Linked DNA regions of Mus musculus: region 2 is linked to region 1. A link is a loop called in an ENCODE intact Hi-C map of the cell type or tissue named here. Cell type or tissue: heart. All regions are shown on one strand. Links, peaks and the distances in the headings refer to the core of each region. The heading gives the core; the rest is flanking DNA. Region 1 overlaps Park7 (Parkinson disease (autosomal recessive, early onset) 7). Region 2 overlaps Eno1 (enolase 1, alpha non-neuron).

Evidence for each region. Hi-C counts contacts between places; a loop is a spot of excess contacts. Peaks named below come from ENCODE experiments on the same cell type or tissue, not always from the same donor. Only the 100,000 strongest peaks of a DNase experiment are listed, where the experiment ranks them.
Region 2: it touches region 1 in a loop (2.6-fold over the local background); 2 of 42 quality-filtered maps call a loop at or near these places.

Annotation. Positions count from the first base shown.
Region 1 is chr4:150,900,695-150,903,600 of GRCm38, reverse strand. Park7 (Parkinson disease (autosomal recessive, early onset) 7) reads left to right here. Exons shown (of 7, transcript NM_020569.3): 6 at 2,507-2,593. Among named protein-coding and RNA genes, the nearest start is that of Park7, 7.8 kb to the left of the region's middle. In heart, for the core only: CTCF peaks have their summits at 1,530 and 1,737 (motif pointing right); DNase peaks (open chromatin) are centred at 1,390 and 1,720; H3K27ac peaks cover 910 bases.
Region 2 is chr4:150,238,880-150,241,785 of GRCm38, reverse strand. It overlaps Eno1 (enolase 1, alpha non-neuron), which reads right to left. Exons shown (of 12, transcript NM_023119.2): 2 at 2,220-2,313; 3 at 646-741. The coding sequence starts at 2,304. Among named protein-coding and RNA genes, the nearest start is that of Eno1, 3.1 kb to the right of the region's middle. In heart, for the core only: a CTCF peak has its summit at 1,473 (motif pointing right); DNase peaks (open chromatin) are centred at 1,091, 1,595 and 2,105; H3K4me3 peaks cover 1,885 bases; H3K27ac peaks cover 1,690 bases.

The DNA.
Region 1 (2,906 bases), core at 230-2,729:
TGCCCTGTTTGGTTGACCTCAGGGAAAAATCAGGCTTCTGGAATCCAGCAAACAGCTTGTTCCGGCGCATCTCTGTGCCAGCAGTTAGGCCTGCCAGGAGAGTCAGCAAGAATCTGACCGGCACAAACGCCACACATTTCCCCCGGCCTCGCCTGCCTGGGTGCGTGCTGAGTCTTGGCTTGGGTGCTCTTGAAACCCATGGCTTCAGATGAGCTCTCTCGTACATATCCTGAGCCTTGAGACTATAACAGTTTGCTTCCTGGCCCATTTCAAATCCTTGATGTGGCTTTCCTCTCAGGTGACGGTCTGGCATCCGGCGTCTTCCTCATCAGATGCCTTTTAAGTGTGTCACAGAACAGGTGAATCAGTGACTGAGGAGTGGATGGTTTTGTTTGGGGACCAAGGGACTCTATCTTAGCTCTGGTGCCCTTGCCTCCCCCAGGGGACAAAGCAGATACTGTAGAGACATCTGTGGCTGCTGTCTTACTGAAATGACATCAGACTGACAAGCGCCATCCTTCGGGCAAAGGCTGTGTGCTCCTCCCCTGTTTTAAGATCCTTCCTGGGAGCTGGAGAGATGGCTCTGCAATTAAGAGCACTGACTGCTCTTCCAAAGGATCCGGGTTCAATTCCCAGCAACTACATGGTGGCTCACAACTGTCAGTAACTCCGGTTCCAGAGGATCTGACACCCTTGTGCCAATGCATATAAAATTAAGTTAAATTCAAAACAAAACAAAACAAAAAATCACATTTGGGTTGTCTGGGAGACCAGGCTGTAACTGCCGTGCTGAGGGAGAGGCAGGGCTGCTGTGAGTTCAAGACCATCCTTAGCTACGTAAGAGAGCCTCTCTCCACTGAAGGAAAGAATGGAGGGAAAACATGTGGAAAAAGCTCTAAAAGTTCCCAGTTTAGGACCAAGCATAACTGAGCTGTATGTGCCTAGCATGTGAGAAGCTCCATTCAAAACCGACATACAAAGCCATTCTAACTCCCTGAAGTGACAGAGGTTGTGGGCATCATGGGATGCCACGATTGCATGCTTGAGAGCACATTAGAGAGCCACTGGGAGCACCTACGCATTGCCCTGGGCATCCCGTCTTAGGCTCCCACAGCTCTGACTTCCTGCCGTGCCGAGGCCCAGGGATTTCTGTTGGTTGGTGGTCTTGCAATCCCTGTAACCTGGACTGTCCTGACGGTGGGTACGAAGTCATCAGGGGGCTGGTGTCCTTCGCTGACCTGGGAGACCGGCCTCCCTAGGGTTTGCCTGGGTTTGTTCTTAGACTTGGCTGAAGGTAAACTGCAGTGTCATCGTGTTCCGAGTCGCTGACTGGAACAGCAGCAGCTGGCTCGCTCACTTGCGCTCAGTCAGACCTGAGGGCCTGGCCCTCCTCCGAACCAAGTCACTGTTAAAAAAAGAAACATTACTAGCAGACTGTCCTGTGTCACGGTCTCGGGATGATAAACAGAAAACTGGGGTGGCCCAGGCAGGGAGTGGAGCTCTGTAATGAAGCCTGTCTTCAATCAGCAGTCAAGAGTGACCGTGATGTTACAGTCAGGAGCTCCGTTGTTAGCATCACCCTCGGTGCTGCTGAGTCCAGAAGAAAGTCATCGCAGGGAGGCTTTCCTGAGGGGAGAGAAGGAAGCTTGCAGTGAAGCTTGTAGGTGGCCAGAAGCAGGGAGTGGAAGGACTTACCAGGAACCAGGACACCCAAGGACTTGTAGTTGGTGGGGTGTTCTTCAAGTGTCCACCAGGTGGCGCTGTAGGAAAGGGTGGGGTCTGCTGCCTTGAGCTTGCTGCCGGTTCCCAGAGCTAACTCTTGGCATGGCCTTCTTTTTGTTTGTTTTGTTTTGTTTTGATTTTTCGAGACAGGGTTTCTCTGTGTAGCCCTGACTGTCGTGGAACTCACTCTGTAGACCAGACTAGCCTCGAACTCAGAAACCCGCCTGCCTCTGCCTTTGCCTTTGCCTCTGCCTCTGCCTCCCGAGTGCTGGGATTAAAGGCGTGTGCCACCACGCCCGGCTGGGCATGGCCTTCTTTAGAGGCTCAGATAATGGCAGTGGTAAGTTGTTTTGTCTTCATTTTCAAATCAGGCCTTTGACCACATTAGTTAGTCACTTACTATGACAGGAAGGCGGCCGTGCACACCTTGCCCGGTGCTCACGGGGCTCATGGCGGGAGGATGCGCCTCTGTTGTGTTTAAGCAGTGGGATTTAGAGCCGTGACTGTTCAGACTCGGGTGTTTGCTTTAGAAGAATACTTCTGGTAAACTCTTTGTTTTGTCTTTGTTTTTCTGGGGCAGAGCCCTCTTTGTAGTCCTCACTGACCTGGGACACGCTCTGGAACTGACTCTGTAGACCAAGCTGGCCTGGAACTCACAGAGATCTGCCTGCCTCTGCCTCCTAAGGGCTGGGGTCAGGCGTGCGCCACCTCACACGCTGTATTTCTGTTTTACAGCACAGGTTCTCTCTCCCCTCTCATCTGTATATATACATCTTCTTCCTAGGTCCTACGGCTCTGTTGGCTCACGAAGTAGGTTTTGGATGCAAGGTCACAACACACCCACTGGCTAAGGACAAAATGATGAATGGCAGTGAGTATATCCCTCCCTCCCTGTGCTTCCCTATATGACAGAATCCTAGCCAAGTGGAGGGCTCCTGGCTCTGCACGCACTTCTCAGCGGCGCCAGCCCAGCCTCAGCCTGGCCACCAGAACCCTGACTCGACAGCGGGGAGGGTTGTGAAGTGCTAGTTTAGGTAGTGTTTTTACCGAATCCGTGACAGCAGTTTCAGCAAATGCCTTTTGCCCACAGTGCACAGTGCTGCAGACCTTTGGCAATGTCTTCAGTGGGCGGCCAGCTTGCTTGGTGATGCGTTTCCTTCCTATCAGCTAGGCATTTGAGTTTT
Region 2 (2,906 bases), core at 163-2,662, 660 kb after region 1:
TTAACGGGTCTGGAGACGCCTGCCCATTAGAGGTGAATAGAGAAGGAAGAAGAGACTCAGGAGAGAACAGGCTTCAGAGGACACAGAGGAAAGAGTGAGGAAAGAAGAGGCAGGAGCACTCGAGAAGTCAGGCTTCTCCTCACCCTGGCTGGCTCCTTAGCCCTGAGACCCCCCTCTGACACAACCTTCCCTGTCTTTGGAGGCTTTCCCCAGTTGCTGCCCTCGCCACTATTGGTTACAGTAACAGTCTTTCTTTAGAAAGACCAGACAGCATGCAGGGCTAATACTCTATCAGGGAAAAAGGCAGTGTGCTGACTGCTGCACCTAGGACAGGCAGACTCCACACCAGAGATGTGGGAGCTGATTTGCCCAGGCTGACCCTGTCGAGTGGGCACCAGAAAAGCCAACAGAACTGTCTACATGTCCCCACTGATGGCACGCATCAGACCCTTCTGGGAGGAAGTGATATTAGCAGATCAGCAACCAGTCTCCTAGGACTTCCATGCCAGGTTTCCAGGCTTAGGAAGGTGGGTGTTGGTAGGCTACCCTGCTGCCTTTCCTATGTGAGGAGTGCTACAGGTGAGAATGCCTGGGGAACGCAAGAGGGGCTGGCGAGTGAGGGTGTGACTGGGTTCCCATCCTTACCCTTCCCCATGAAGCGGGTCTTATCATTGTCTCGGAGTTCTAGGGCCTCGTAGATGCCAGTGGACGCACCGCTGGGCACCGCAGCTCGGAAGAGACCTGGAATAGAGGTGCGAAATTCAGCACTGGGCATGGCACATGCCTGTAATCCCAAAACACCGGAGGCTGAGGCAGCAGGATCTGAGTCTGAGGCCAAAGGGGACCAAAGCAAGACTCTTCTTTAAAAAAAAAAAAAAAAAAAAAAAAAAAAAATCAAGTATCCCCCCACCCCAGTACTATCTGCACTGTGTGCAGAGTTCAACCCTCAGGAACATTTAGACAATACATAAAAATCTCACTCACTTCAATCTAAGACAAGGTGTGGAAGCCAGGCGTTGACTCAAGGTTTCATTGAGCCTGGGGTTTACCAATTTGGCAGCATTAGCTGACATCCTGTCCCTCCAGTGCTGCTGCTAGGCCTGGGTTTTTATGTGGCTACTGGGGATTGGACCCTGAGCCTCATGTCTGAACAGCAGGCATTTCCTATCTGAATCACCCCCCCCCACCCCTGCACTCACAGAGACTTAGGCCAATAGTGGGGCCCACAGCTCTAATCTCAGCACCCAAGAAAGAGGATTTGAGACCAGTGTGGGCTACAAACACAGGAGGTCTTATGCAAAATATACTAATTATTGTAAATACTGCTCTTAACTGGCAGGTGAAAGCATTAAGACTAAAGTCTTAAGAAATTAAATTAAAAAATTAAAGTCTTTAAAAAGGGCTACAGTGAGATGCCCTTCCATCTTGTCTTTAAGCATAAAGCTGCACCAGTAGGTGGAGCCATCCCTTGCTAAGAAACCTTATGTCATGTACAATGTCACCAGTAGGTGGAGCTATCCCTTGTTATCTGACACCTGATGCCACCTAGCATTCTTGGTATTCACCGGGTCACAGCAGAGAAGCCCTAGCAAAGACAAAGGCGGCAGTGCACAGGCAGGCTCTCCCTGATGATTTGAGGAGCCTTCATTTCCTGGGGGATGGGACAATGGGTAGGTAGGGCTGCGCTCTGGTGCTTGAATTCTGAGTCACACAATGACTCAGCTCAGACTGGCAGGCCCTCAGAGCTCTTCGGGTCCATTGCCACATCTTCCTCGGGTCTCTTTCCTATTGCACCCACTACACGCACCTCTGAATGCAGATGCTGAAATTAGCACAGGTTGGGCTTGAGTTTTTTTTTTTTTTTTTTTAGTAGAGCAATTTAGGCCTTGCTGTGTAGCCCAGGCTAGTCTCAAAAAGTTCTCCCCCTTGCAGCAGGCACAAGTGCTGAGATTAAAAGCTTTAGCCACCACACCCAGACAATTTCTTAATGTAAGTTTTTTTTTTTACAACGCTGTGGTGTGAATTTGGAACTTGCCCTCCCTTACTTCCCCGTCCCAGTGAACCCAACCCACATCCTGTCTTAAATACCAAGAAACAAGGCATGGTGGCAGATGCCTGTAATCTCAGTGCGTGGAAGGATCAGACAGAGGGACTCTGCCTTGCCACCCTGACCCCATTCTCAGTGAGAAGAAACCAAGAAACAGAGTGGGTGCATGTACCTTTTGCGGTGTACAGATCGACCTCAACAGTGGGATTCCCACGGGAGTCAAAGATCTCTCTGGCGTGGATCCTGAGAATAGACATGGCGAATTTCTGTAGGAGGAAAAACATTCATATCACCAATAAACAGTGACACAGAGGTTAATTCATTCCAAGGCCATCACCTCTGAGGGGTCCTGGACTTGACAGGTACCAAATGGGCTATGCGTTAGGTAACATACAGGAAAGTCACTCATCAGTGAGGGTTTGGGGAGCGAGGACTACTCCTTACACAGCAGGTCGGTGGCTTGGACTTCCCGCCAAGCTTGAGGTCAACATGGCACAATGAAATAAACCACTCCTACAGAAAGCCCTCAGAAGCTACCTGTACTGTGGGCAAATTAAATCCTCTGACTGCATAGAACAGTGTTCTGGCTCCACAGAGAAGGAAGTGGGAAGCAACAGTGAAGGAAGGTCAGAGGTTAAACTGACCTGGAGACCAGAGGGAAATGTGACATTTCAAAGCAGTTTAATTGTGGGAAAAAGAGAAACCCTAATTCATCAAATTGCACCCATGACAAGAGCAGAATATTCAGCTGACACAGATTTGATAACCAGTAAGAAAGTGTGAGGCAGGAGGCCAGAACCCCAAACTCCTTGGCCTGTGGTCAATGATCCTGCCATTCTTGGCCTGGTGGCCATGCTGG